2 separate regions of the Homo sapiens genome follow, and region 1 is linked to region 2. A link is an interaction called in ENCODE POLR2A ChIA-PET data of the cell type or tissue named here. Cell type or tissue: HepG2. All regions are shown on one strand. Links, peaks and the distances in the headings refer to the core of each region. The heading gives the core; the rest is flanking DNA.

Evidence for each region. ChIA-PET counts read pairs that join two places held together with the same protein. Peaks named below come from ENCODE experiments on the same cell type or tissue, not always from the same donor. Only the 100,000 strongest peaks of a DNase experiment are listed, where the experiment ranks them.
Region 1: POLR2A ChIA-PET joins it to region 2 with 5 read pairs; 4 of 35 experiments call an interaction of 5 or more read pairs at or near these places.

The regions. Positions count from the first base shown.
Region 1 is chr14:102,682,454-102,687,453 of GRCh38, reverse strand. All of the region lies in intron 3 of RCOR1 (REST corepressor 1), which reads right to left. Among named protein-coding and RNA genes, the nearest start is that of RCOR1, 92 kb to the right of the region's middle. In HepG2, for the core only: a CTCF peak has its summit at 3,788 (motif pointing left); DNase peaks (open chromatin) are centred at 2,973, 3,273 and 3,713; H3K4me3 peaks cover 1,994 bases.
Region 2 is chr14:102,570,421-102,579,956 of GRCh38, reverse strand. No RefSeq gene overlaps it. Among named protein-coding and RNA genes, the nearest start is that of RCOR1, 17 kb to the left of the region's middle. RefSeq lists enhancers at 1-396, 5,131-6,018, 6,019-6,905, 9,402-9,536. In HepG2, for the core only: no CTCF peak of the experiment used is centred there; a DNase peak (open chromatin) is centred at 4,916; H3K4me3 peaks cover 833 bases.

The DNA.
Region 1 (5,000 bases), core at 1-5,000, 110 kb before region 2:
CCAAAAAAACTAGTATAGTATTAATGTTTTAAGCGTTGAATTACAGTTTATTAAATGAAGCAGCCTACAAAGGCAGACAGGTGTGGTAAATATTGTCTGGAGACAAGAGATCTAGCTAAAACTTGGCTACTGTAATAACTGGCTATGGGACCTTAAACACTTGACTTTACTTCTGTAGACCCCAGTGTTTCTACCTCTAAAAAGGAAGAGTTGCCTAGGAAAACTACACATAAATTATTTGCTCACATGTTCATTTTTTCTGTCTCTCCATTACAGTATGAGATTCCTGAACCTTTCACTCCTGGTACATTCCCAGACAAAAAGCTGTTCAATATAAAACGTAAATGAAAACTCAGTAGATAAACACGAATTCCGTATAATCTGAATTGAGATACTTTTGGACAGAACTTGTTACCACAAATCTAAGATTCACCTAAAAGAATAAATATAGAGCCAGGTACACTGAAAAGAATGAAGTCCAGGCACAAAGTATGTATGAGTTTAATGTAAGTGAAGGAAAAAATATAATCCAATAATTTCAGTTGAAACAACGATGTAAAAAAGGAGAAGACGACAGAAGACATCAGTCTGTTTGTAATGTGGGGGTGGGAGAGGGGTTCCTAGCATGACAATACACCAGATAAACTGTGGCATAGCTAGACAACGGTATATTATTCAGCACTAAAAAGAAATGAACTATCCAGCCATGAAAAGAGACAGTGGAACCTTAAATGCATATTGCTAAGTGAAAGAAGCCAATTTGAAAAGGCTACATACTATATGATTCCAGCTGGAAGGCATTCTACAGAAACAGTAAAACGATCAACAGTTGCCAGGGTTTAGGAGGCAGAGAGGGAGATGAACAGGTGGAGCACAGAGGTTTCTTAAACCAGTGAAACGATGATAACTACATTGGTGGACAGGTCATTATACATTTGTCGGAATCCACAGAACATACAACACAAGAGTGAAGCTTAATGTAAACTATGAATTTCGGGTGATAAGAATGTGTCACTGTAGGCTGCTTGATTGTAACAAACGTATCCCTTTGGTGGACTCCAGCGCAGGATGTTCACACTGGGGGAGGGTGTGGGTGTGTGGGGGCAGAAGATAAATGGGCACTCTGTACCTTCTGCTCAATTTAGCTGTGAAGCTAAAATGTCTCTAAAATATAAAATCTATTTTAAACAAGAAAATAAGAAATGTATTAAGGGGCAAAAATCTTCACTATTGCTTTTTTTAAAATGACAGCTTGAGCCCAGGAGTTCAAGGCTGCAGTGAGCTATGACTGTGCCACTGAGCTCCAGCATGGACAACAGAGCCAAGATCCTCTCTTAAAATGTATGTATTTTATTTTACTGATACATATCAGATGTACATATTTCCAGGGTACATGTGATAATTTGATACATTCATATAATCAAATCAGGGTAACTGGGATATCCATAATCCTAAATATTTACATTTTCTCTATATTAGGAACATTCAAAATTATTCTCTTCTAGCCCCCGCCTCCCCGTTTTTTTTTAATAGAGGGGAGATCTATGTTGCCCAGGCTGGTCTTGAACTCCTGAGCTCAAGCATCCTCATCTCTGCCTCCAAGTGCTGGGACTACAGGCACATGCCACGCACCCAGCTAACTTTTGGACTTTTTGAGAGACATGGGGTTTCACCATGTTGCCCAGACTGGTCTCAAACTCTTGAGCTCAAGTGATCAGCTCGCCTCAGCCTCTCAAACTGTTGGGATTACAGGGGTGAGACACCGCACTCAGCCCTCTTCTAGCTATTCTGAAATGTACAATTCAAGGCCAGGTGCAGGGGCCTGCGTGTGTAGTCCCAGCTACTTGGGAAGCTGAGGCAGGAGACTCTCTTGAGCCCAGGAGGTGGAGGTTGCAGTGAGCCAAGATCGCACAACTGCACTCCAGCCTGGGCAATAAGAATAAACCTCTGTCTCAAAAAAAAAAAAAAGAAATGTACAATTCATTAATGTTAAACTAGAGTCATTCTACGGATCAGGTTTTTTAAAAAACAGAGTTTAAAAAAAGAACTAAGATTATAAATATTCATCAATAGGTAATACAGGTAATTTTGTTTAAAAAAAGGCTAAATTATGATACATCCATACTAGTTACAGTAAAAAAAAATTAGATAACTGTAGATATACTGAGATGAAACAAAGTCCCAGATGTACTTATGAGCAGACTGATAACAGTTCACATTTTGTGGAAAACAATTATATATTATGCATTATGTACTATTTGAATTTTCTAAAATAGCATTTATTTTTATAATTACAACATAACTTTATAAGCTTTCAGTAACCCTAAGAGGCAGAACTCTGAACAGCCACTTTGAAAAGAAGAGGAAAAAAAAAACACACACACACACACAAGAAAAGCCAGGGATCTCCAGACATCCTATACACAGTTTTTTAGTATCTGCTAGAAATATGTCCTAAATCACTTATTTCTACTTAATGTCAGAATAAATGCTGGACAACCAAGACTTCCATATTCTTCCAAAACTGAGACACCTAAATTTTCAATAGAGTAATTGTTAAACATACTGACATATCCATGTAATAAAGTATTACACCTAGTTATTTAAAACCTTTATAAGCAGTTTTAACAACGTGGAAACTGCTTAGGTCCGATGCTCAGGAAGACAATACACACATACACACACACAGATAATCTATCATCTCACTTATATAAATACATACAAAAAAAATTGGAAGAAATACCCCAAAATGTTTAACGATTATCACCTCTGGGTGATGGAATAATAGGTGAATTTTTTTTATTCTTTATACTTTTATCTATGAACTTTCAACAATATGTAAATATTACTTTTAGGTAAGTGTTTGTTTTGTTTTTTTCCCAGAGTAGAAATCATTGCTCTTTCCTGATAGAAAATAATGCATTTCTACAAAGCCGTCCTCATCCTGCCTTCTCGCTAGTGGACTTTGTTCACTCTCAGTGCTCCGTGTTTACTCGGTTAATAAATGGAAAGACAGATGTATTCTATAAAGTCAATCCTTTTTTATGCCATCTAAGGAAAACCCCTAGGTCTCATGCACCCCAAGGCCCTTCCACCCTAACAACTCGATTTCCCTGAAAGGTATGTCTGGAAGCCCTTCCGTGACAAAGTAAATAAATCTTGATATTTCTCTTCAATTTTCATAACGTGAACACTACCGATGAGCCCTTGCTTAGTTCATCTGTCTTCCACTGCCTGACACTGACAGGTCATTTCCACGGGTTTGCTATGCAGCCGCTTGAGGTTCAGACTCCGCAGCGGGTTGGGGGCAGGGGTGCTGGGGCCTCCCGTGCGAGTTGGATTCTGGAGGAAGACAAGGAACCTGTTCCTAGCGCTCAGCCGGGTCCTGCGATGGCTGTGGCTGTGACTATGGCCAGGAAAGAGGCAGAGAGGCGGGATACGGTCAGAGCTGCGGGGGCTGGGGCGGAGAGGGCTGCTCCCAGGTCACGGCGCACCCAGGCGCCTCCCCCAGCTGCCAGCCCCACCTCGGCTGCTGCTCCACAGCAGGAGGGTGCAGCCCCAGCCCCCGCAGAGCTAGGGACTGGTGTATGGGGAGCAGGCCGGGTGCCCCGGGATGAACTTGAGGCCCAGCACTGCCAGCTTCCAGCTGTGGGAAGGGCTGGTGGCAAGAGGGACCCGGAAGCAGCACTGGGCCCGAGGGCGGAGATCAAGGGACATCTCCCTAAGCGTGGCCGAGCGCACTGGCTGCCATCTCCAGGTCAGCGGGGGCCACATTCGCGCACGGAACATCAGCGCGCCCCCAGAGGAGAGCTTGGCCCAAAGCATCCTCCGATTCCCAAGAGAAGTTGCCCACATTGCTTGGGACCCCCGGGGAAGCCCCGCTGGTGGAACAGTAGGGGTCAGCACCCCAGGCTGACCAGGGTCTGGGATCGGGGGGACCTGCGCCCAGGTGGCCTCCACGCTGGCGCTGCTCTGGCTTCTTTTCCGTGCTCCACCTCTCCAATTCTGAAACCAAACCTGGACTCGTGGCTCGGGAGTCTGTTTTTCTGGCCGGTTCTTTTCTGACAGTAATTCCAGGACAAGGGTCCGTTTCAAAGGCCTCAGTAAGAATCGTGTATTGATATCTGTCAAATTTGGTCCTCCTATGCCTCTGGCCTGGCTCAAGTGTGTCTCAGCCACAAGCCGAGCTCGCTGTCCACTGGGAGCCTCAGTGGACAGGTTAGTTTTTTTAAAGTTTAAAGTTTTAACCAACTTTAAACTTAAAACGATTGTAATCAGGGCTTACAATAAAACTGTAAATTTATTTTATAGGCAACACCACTGTTTAAAAATCAATTAACTTTACATATTCTGCCCTTTTCTTCTAGGTCTATGAAAAATAAGATAACATTAAAATTAAATTCTGACTCCAAAGACTCCAATAAGCAATACAATAGGAAAAGTGACTAATACAACTTTAAACTGTAATAACAGAAAGATAGTGGCTAACAGGCTAAATGAACACAGCCTGAGAAATAAGTGAGATTATGACCCAGGAGTGAACTACTTGGGGTTCCGCCACTCACTATCTGTGCTACTTTTACAACCCTCTGACTCTTTGAACTATGGGATGCCATCTGTAAAACAGAGAAAAAATCTTCCTCCTGGGTTACTGTGAACACTGAATGATACAGGAGTATGAAAAACATTTTAGTACTGTGCTGGCATAAAGGTTCAAAAAATGCTCAGTATTCTTCATATTCAGTTCTGAGTACAATTTAAGATGGACATTGTGGCCAACTGGAACACACTTAGAAGGACAACAGGAGATGAAAAGAGATCCCCAAAAAAACCATCTGAAAAGGCACCTGAAGCAACTAGCTTGGACTCAGACAGTAAAGGAGATACGATGACTGAACATTTAAAGGACACATATGGAAGCAAACTTATTTAGCAAAGTTCAGGAAAACAAAGCTTTTACAAATTACAGGGAGGCAGATTTTTAGTGCTCTGTAAGAAAG
Region 2 (9,536 bases), core at 2,393-7,392:
CACACATCCTGGCATCTGTGCTCCCGGGGAAGGGGGCCTGGGCCAGGTCAGGTGCTGCCTCTGGCTGCCTGAGAGCCCCTGGACCTCTCAGGGCCTCAGTTTCCTTTTTTTTTTTTTTTTTTTTTGGAGACAAGAGTTTCACTCTTGTTGCCCAGGCTGGAGTGCAATGACGCAATCCCGGCTCACCACAACCTCCGCCTCCCAGGTTCAAGCGATTTTCCTGCCTCAGCCTCTGAGTAGCTGGGATTACAGGCATGCGCCACCATGCCTGGCTGATTTTGTATTTTTAGTAGAGACAGGGTTTCTCCGTGTTGGTTAGGCTGGTCTCAAACTCCCAACCTCAGGTGATCCACCCGCCTCAGCCTCCCAAAGTGCTGGGATTACAGGCACGAGCCACTGCGCCCGGCCTGTTTTTATTTTTTATTTTTATTTTTTATTTTTGGATCAATGTGAAGTCATGTTTCCCCATTTATAAATGAGGGGGCTTTTGGCTCAGATCCAGACCCAAATTTTGTCTGCTGCAGGAAGCTTCAGTGCCCAGTCCCTAGAGGACAATGCGGTAACTCAGGGCAGGGTTTGGTGTTGATGTCATTCTTCCTGACAGTCTGGGAGCTCCCAGACACCTGAGGTTCATCTAGGTTCCTCGAGTCATCTCCAATACCCCCAAGTCTCATTTTGTCCCAGGTGCTGGGGACACAGCAACAGGATTTTATGTCACCACGCTGCATCCCCCTCTCAGCAGGGCCTGGGCTTTCTGCTCTTGGTCACTTCTGAAGGTGCCTAGCACAGGATCAGTGCCCCAAAACGAAATTCCAGTGGTGTCAGCCATTATCCTCCAAGGTCAGCTCTCTGCTGGTCATGGTTCCTTTGGGGCCAGCCTTATTCGACCCTCAGAACAACCTCAGGAGGCATCCAGGGCAGGAGACATTGCTCCCATCTGACAGACGTGGAGACTGAGGTCCCGAGAGAGGAAGTAACTTTTTCATTTTATTTTTTATTTTTATTTTTGAGAAGGGGTCTCATTTTGTCATCCAGGCTGGAGTGCAGTGGCGTGATCATGGCTCCTGGCAACCTCGACCTCCCAGGCTCAAGCAATCCTCCCTCCTCAGCTTCCCGAGTAGCTGAGACTACAGGTGCACATCATCACTCCCAGCTAATTTTTTGATTTTTAGTAAAGATCTTGTCTCACTATGTTACCCAGGATGGTCTCAAACTCTTGGACTCAAGTGATCCTCCCAGCCTTGGCCTCCCAAAATGCTATCACAGGCACGAGCCACCACACCCAGCCAGAAGTGACTTTTGCAACACCCCACGGGAACTAGTGTGTTATATGCTGATGTAACTGAATACCTGATATGGGTAACTTACAAAGAACAGAAATTTATTTCTCACTGCTCTGGAGGCTGAAAGTCCAAAATAGAGGGGCCTGCATCTGGTAAGACTTTGCACTTCATGAAAGGTACAAAGAAGAGAAAAAGAGAGAGAAAGAAGGGGACTGAATGCGCCCTTATATCATGAACCCTCTCCCACAATAAAAAACCCACTCACTCAAAAATGGCATTAAACTATTCCCAAGAGCAATGCCTGTTGATCTGAACGCTTCCCATTAGGCCCCATGTCCTAACACTGCTGCACTGGGGATCAAGTTTCTACACATGTGTTTTGGGGAATGTATTCAAACCCTAGCATTTCATCCCTGGAATTCATGCTCCAAATTCATGTCTTTCTCACATTCAAAATACATTCCATCCCAATAGCCCCAAAGTCATAGCTTGGTCCAGCACCAATTCAAAAGTTGAGACTTCAGAGTCTCACCTAAATCAGAGATGGGTGAGACGCAGGCACCGTTCATCCTGAGGTCAATTCTCTCCAGCCACAAGCATGTGAAATCAAAGAAGTTATCTACTTTCAAAATACAGGCATAGGCTAAACATTCCCATTCCAAAAGGGAGAAACAGGAAAGAAAGAAGAAGTAACTGGTCCTAAGTAAATCCAAAGCCGAGTAGGCAGACAGCATTAAATCTTTTTTTTTTTTTTTTTTTTTTAGGCAGGGTTTCACTCCTGTTGCCTAGGCTAGAGTGCAATGGCATGATCACGGCTCACTGCAGCCTCTGCCTCCCAGGCTCAAGGAATCCTCTCCCACCTCAGCCTCCTCAGTAGTTGGGATTACAGGTGCCTGCCACCATGCCCAGCTAATTTTTTGTATTTTTTTTGTAGAGACTAGCTTTTGCCATGCTGCCCAGGCTGGTCTCAAACTCGTGAGCTCACACCATCGGCCCGCCTCTTCTGCCCAAAGTGTTGGGATTACAGGCATGAGCCACCGGGCCCAGCCTACAGTTCTTGTCTTGGGGACAGCCTCACTGTCCTCCATCTCCACAAGGCACTGCCCTGGTAGGGGTTCTCTGCAGTGGCTCCACCTCAACAAAAAGTCTCTGCCTGGGCCCCCAGGCTGTAGGTAACATCCTTTGAAATCTCGGTGGAGGAGACCATGGCCCCGCAGCTCTTGCAATCTGCACCTGCAGAATTAGCAGCACATGGTTGCCACTAAGGTTTACAGGTTGTACTTTCCAGAGCAGTGAGTCGAGCGGCACCCGGGCCAGCCTGGGAGGCCGAGACAACCAGATCACGAGGTCAAGAGATGGAGACCATCCTGGCTAACATAGTGAAACCCCATCTCTACTAAAAATACAAAAAGTTAGCCAGGCATGGTGGCATGGTCCTATAGTCCCAGCTACTCGGGAGGCTGAGGCAGGAGAATTGCTTGAACCCAAGAGGTGGAGGTTGCAGGGCCCGAGAATATGCCACTGTACTCCAGCCTGGGCGACAGAGTGAGACTCCATCTCAAAAAAAAAACCCGAAAGTGGCGGCTTGGCCACAGCCTTGATTTGCTCTCCTAAACATGCCTTTCATGCTTTATATGGCCAGGCTGCAAATTTTCCAAATCTCCCCATTTGGCTTCCCTGTTCATTATAATTTCATCTTTAAATCATTTTTCAGCTGGGCAGGGTGGCTCACGCCTGTAATCCCAACACTTTGGGAGGCCGATGCAGGTGGATCACCTGAGGTCGGGAGTTCGAGACCAGCCTGACCAACATGGAGAAACACCATCTATACTAAAAATACAAAAAATTAGCCTGACGTGGTGGCACATGCCTGTAATCCCAGCTACTCAGGAGGCTGAGGCAGGAGAATCGCTTGAACCCAAGAGGCAGATGTTGCAGTGTGCCAAGATCATGCCACTGCACTCCAATGTGGGCGACAAGAACAAAACCCTGTCAAAAAAAAAAAAAATCGGGCTGGGCGCAGTGGCTCACGCCTGTAATCCCAGCACTTTGGGAGGCCGAGGCAGGTGGATCACCTGAGGTCGGGAGTTCAAGACCAGCCTGACCAACGTGGAGAAACCCCATCTCTACTAAAAATACAAAATTAGCCGGGCGTGGTGGCACGCGCCTGTAATCCCAGCTACTCGGGAGGCTGAGGCTGGGAATTGCTTGAACCCGGGAGGCAGAGGTTGCCGTGAGCTGAGATCTCGCCATCGCACTCCAGCCTGGGCAACAAAAGCGAAACTCTGTCTCAAAAAAAAAAAAAAAAAAAAATCCTTTCTCTTTTCTCTAATTTTGCTGTCCACAGTTAAAAGAAGCCAAGTGTCTCTTTCAGTGCTTTGCTGCTTAGAGATTTCAGTTCAAGGCTCTTCAATTCTGCCTTCTGGGTGGGCCTGGTGACTCATGCTTATAATCCCAGCACTTTGGGAGGCTTAGGTGGGAGGATTGTTTGAGCCCAGGCGTTTGAGACCAGCCTGGGCAACATAGGGAGAACCCAGTCTCTAAAGCGATACAAAAATTAGCTGGGCATGGTGGTGTGTACCTGTAGTCCCAGCTACTCGGGAGGCTGAGGTGGGAGGATCACCTGAACCAGGGAGGTCAAGAATGCAGTGAGCCATGATCGCACCACTGCACTCCAGCCTGGGCAATGGAGCGAGACCCTATCTCAAAAAAAAAAAAAAAAAGGAAAAATAATTCTGCCTTTCATAAAATCATCAGGCATAGACAAAATATGGCCAAGTTTGTTGCCACTTTATGTAATAACAAGGATGACCCCTCCTCTAATATCTAATACCTTGTTTCTCATTTTCATCTGAGACCTGTCAGAAGACTCCACTGTCCACATTCCCGCCAGCATTCTGGTCATTATCACTTAAGCAATCTCTAAGAAGTTTTCCACTCTCCCTGTAGCTGTTCTCTTCTGAGCCCTCACCAGAATCCTCCGAATGCTCCCTTTATGGCAATGTCGGCGGTTTCTAGCCTGCTCCTCCGAATTCTTCCAGGCTTAACCCATCACCCAGTTCCAAAGCCTTTCCACATATTCAGGTGTTTGTGACAGCAGCAGCCCCAGTTCTCCATACCAATTTTCTGTCTGAGTCAATGGTGTGTTGCTGTAACAGAATACCTGAGATGGGCAATTAATAAAGAACAGAAATAAATTTATTTTATTTAATTTTTTCATTTTTTTCGAGATGGAGTTTCGCTCTTGTTACCCAGGTTGGAGTGCAGTGGCGCGATCTTGGCTCACTGCAACCTCCGCCTCCCGGTTTCAAGCCATTCTCCTGCCTCAGCCTCCAGAGTAACTGGGATTACAGGCACCCGCCACCAGGCCCAGCTAATTTTTTTTCATGAGGGCAGAGCCCTCACGGCCTAACCACCTCTCATCAGGCCCCACGACCCAACACTGTTCCACTGGAAATTCAGTTTCCAACTTGTGCTTTTTTGGGGAAACATTCCAACGATAGCAGGCCTGGGGGATCAGAACTCAGGAGGCCAAAGTCCCCACCCTCCAGAAGCTCATGGTGTGGCTGGGGAAGCAAACACACCTACAGAGCTCCAGAACACAGCACGGGGGCGGGGCGGGGGGCGGCTGACTCTGCAGCGCCAGGAAGTGAGGGAGCCACCAGCGTCAGAAGCTCCAGATTCCTCCCAGATCAAGGGAGGCCCCACTGTTCCCAAGCAAAGCTGGGGACAGAAGAGCTGGAAGGACATTCCAGAAGGGAGAACAGACTGGGAAAAGGCCCCGAGAGTGAAAGAGTGTGATTTGATCCTAGAAAAACATCTGCCATGGCCATGCTTGAGCTCTGTGCGGAGACGTGGTAGATGATGGAACTGGGGAAGGTGACGGGGCTTGAATGCCAGGCAAAGGTGCTGGGACTCTGTCCTCTAGGACAAGGTGAGCAACCCACAGCTTGTGGGTCAAATCTCGCCCACCACTTGTTTCTGTACAGTCCATGAGCTAAGAATGGTTTTTCACATTTATAAATGGTTGGAAAAAAATCAAAAGAAAAATAATATTTTGTGACACAGAAAAATTGTATGAAATTCACATTTTAGTGTCTATAAATAAAACGTTATTGGAACACAGGCACACCCATTCATTTACATATTACATACGGCGGCTCTTGCACTACAACAGCAGAATCGAGTAATTGGTCCATATGGTCTGAAAAACCTAGAATATTTACTTACTGGGCCGTTCCAGAAAGTTTGTCAACCCCTCCTTTAGGAAGTAGCCACCAGCCAAGACAGTGGTTCCCAAATGGGATTCCAGAGAACACATGTCCCATGAGATGCTCTAGGAGAAAAGGGTCCCCCAGGCTGGGCGCGGTGGCTCACGCCGGTAATCCCAGCACTTTGGGAAACCGAGGCAAGCGGATCATGAGGTCAGGCAATGAAGACCATCTGGGCTAACACGGTGAAACCCCATCTCTACTAAAAATACAAAAAATTAGCCGGGCATGGTGGCGCGCGCCTGTAATCCCAGCTACTCAGGAGGCCGAGGCAGGAGAATCGCTTGAACCCAGAAGGCAGAGGTGCAGTGAGCCGAGATCGCGCCACTGCACTCCAGCCTAGGTGACAGAGCGATACTCCATCTCAAAAAAAAAAAGAAAGAAAAAAAAGAGAAGGGTTCCCCAGTCAAGTATGTCGGCGCTACTCCACCTGCCACCTGCCAGGTGGCCCAGGAAATGCAGTGACAAGTCCTGCACAAAAGAACCTTATTTAACTCCCGTGAGTCTTTAGGGGTGGCCACATATATTCAGACCCTCTCCTCCAGGATCACGGGAGAATTTCACACCCCCTTAAAGTTAGGAATTGCTGAATGACTTGCTTTGCGACTAAAATGTGAGTAGAGGTGACCTGTTATCTCTGGCTGAAGGCTTAAATAGTCAGTGGGGAACCTGCCACTTCCTCTTTCTCTTCCCCATGCCATAGAAGAGAAACTTCATCAGCGTGTGTCCCGGAGTGAGGACGTTTGGAGCAGGAGCACTCACTGCCACCTGTGATGGGCATGAAGCTAGCATCCATGACCAGACTTTTGTGCTGTTGCACCATTACAAAATGAGCACAGGAGGGTGGACGGGAGCTCTCTGTACCCTCCACTTAATTTTGCTGTGAACCTAAAACTGCTCTAAAAATAAAGTCAATTGAAAAAAAAAAAAGAGCAGAGGATCCAAATTGACATTCTCCAAAGAAGATATACAAATGGCTAATAAACACATCAAAAGATATTCACCATTATTAGTCATCACAGAAATGCAAATAAAACCACAATGAGATACCACTTCACACCCACTAGGATGGCTATTAGCAAAAAGACAGACGATAAGAAATATTGGGTCAGCCGGGCGCAGTGGCTCATGCCTGTAATCCCAGCACTTTGGGAGTCCGAGGCAGGCGGATCATGAGGTCAGGAGATCGAAACCATCCTGGCTAACACGGTGAAACCCTGTCTCTACTAAAAATACAAAAAAATTAGCCGGACGTGATGGCGGGCGCCTGTAGTCCCAGCTACTGGGGAGGCTGAGGCAGGAGAATGGCGTGAACCCGGGAGGCGGAGCTTGCAGTGAGCCAAGATCGGGCCACTGCACTCCAGCCTGGGCTAACAGAGCGAGACTCCGTCTCATAAATAAATAAATAAATAAATAAATAATAAAACATATGCCCAGCCAGCTGTGGTGGCTGACACCTGTAATCCTAGCACTTTGGGAGGCCAAGATGGGAGGTTATCTTGAGCTCAGGAGTTCAAGACCAGCCTGGGTGACATGGCAAGACCCCCATCTCTACAAAAAACACAAAAATTCCCTGGGCATGGTTGCTGTGCCTGTAGTCCAGCTACTCAGATGGCTGAGGTGGGAGGAATGCTTGAGCCTGGGAGGCAGGGCTGCAGTGAGCTGTGACCGTGTCCCCGCACTACAGCCTGGGTGACAGAGTGAGACTGTGTCTCAAAAAAAAAAAAAAAAAAAAAGTCTGGGCACAGTGGTTCACTCCTCTCCTGTAATCCTAGCACTTTGGGAGGTTGAGGTGAGATCACTTGAGCCCAGGAGTTCCAGACCAGCAGGAGGCTGAGGTGGGAGGATTGTCTGAATCAAGGAAGCTGAGGCTGTAGCTTGCCATGATCACACCACTGCACTCCAGCCTCGGTAACAGTGAGACCTTGTCTCAAAACAAACAGACAAAAACAAACTGGCCAGGCACAGTGGCTCACGCCTGTAATCCCAGCACTTTGGGAGACCGAGGGGTGGATCACAAGGTCAGGAGATCGAGACCATCCTGGCTAACATGGTGAAGCCCCGTCTCTACTAAAAATACAAAAAACAAGGCCGAGCACAGTGGCTCACGCCTGTAATCCCAGCACTTTGGGAGGCTGAGGCGGGCAGATCACGAGGTCAGGAGTTCGAGACCAGCCTGGCCAATGCGGTGAAACCCCGTCTCTACTAAAAAATACAAAAATTATCTGGGCATGGTGGTGGGTGCCTATAATCCCAGCTACTCAGGAGGCTGAGGCAGGAGAATCACTTGAAACCAGAAGGTAGAGGTTGCAGCGAGCTGAGATCACGCCACTGCACTGTAACCTAGGAGCAAAAGCGAAACTCTCTCAAAAAAAAAAATACAAAAAACATTAGCCGGGCATGGTGGCACGCGCCCGCCCAGCTACTCGGGAGGCTGAGGAGGGGGAATCACTTGAACCCGGGAGGTGGAGGTTGCAGTGAGCTGAGATGACGCCACTGTACTCCAGCCTGGGCGGCAGAGTGAGACCCCGTCTCAAAAATAAATAAATAAATAAATAAATAAATAAATAAATAAAACAAGAAAACACATGCCCACAATTCACACAAAAATATATACACAAATGTTCATAGCTGCATTCATAACAGCCAAAAAGTAGAAACAACTTATGATCCATCAGCTGATGAATGATTAAACAAAATGTGGTATATGGATACAATTGGAACACTATTCAGCTATGAAAAGTAATGAAGGGCAATATGGATAAATCTTGAAAACATTATGCTAAAAAATATAATTGCTAAGCTGGCCTCCATTAAAAATAACCCCCGCAAATCAATCAATCAATCAATAAAAACTGCTCTGCAAAAGATAATATCAAGATGGCAGAGAAGGAAACATCAGGAAATGGTCTTCCTGCCTAAACAATTACACTGGCAGAATCTGCCTGATGTGACTATTTTGAAACTCTGGAGTCTACTGAAGGCTTGTAACTTCCAGGGGAAGGCTTGGATGGTAAAGTGCAGTTAATTTTGCTCAATTTCAGCTCTTAGCAGTTTGGCAGCTACCCATTTCCCAGCCCAGCCTGCAAAGCAGGCAGTAGATGCAGGTGGTCCTGGACCGGCTTGCACACAGCTTGCAGGAGCCAGAGTGGGCAAATGCAGCCTGTCCTCCAGATAACAGGCATCTGTGCTGTGATAACTGACTGCTGCCTGTGGGGTTAGGATATATATTTGTGCACAGATCCTGGTTGATAACTCCTAAAGACCTTGTTATAGTCTCTTTTCAAATTTTTTTGAGACAGAGTCTGGCTCTGTCCAACAGGCTGGAGTGCAGTCGCAGAATGGGTCACTGCAATCTCTGCCTCCCAGGCTCAAGCGATTGATCCTCCCACCTCAGCCTCCTGAGTAGCTGAAACTACAGGTACATGCCACCACACCTGGCTACTGTTTGTATTTTTTGTAGCTACAGGGTCTCACTTTATTGCCCAGGCTGGTCTTGAATTCCGGGATTCCGGGATTCAAGTGATCCACCTGACTCGTTGTCTCAAAGCGTTGGGATTACAGGCCGTGAGCTACTGAGACTGGCCTTTTATTTATTTATTTATTTATTTATTTATTTATTTATTTATTTTAAATTTGAGATGAGATCTCCCTATCTTGCCTAGGCTGGTCTCGAACTGCTGGGCTGAGGGATTCTCCCTCAGTGCTAGGGTTACAAGCATGAGACACTGCAAAGTCCAGTCTTTTCATACAACGCTGGGAGTGTTCAGCCTCAAGGACAGACCTCTGACCTTCTCCTTCCCTCCTTTCATCTGCCCCAAGGCAGGACTTTAATCCTCCCCACCTTTCTCATTGTGAGGCTTTGGACCCTCCCCAGAGAGGCCCTATACCCTGGGGGAAGGAATGCTGAACTCTGAAGCTTCCATATGCTAACACTTTGGGAGGCCAGGTGGGGCAGATCACTTGAGGCCAGGAGCCTGGC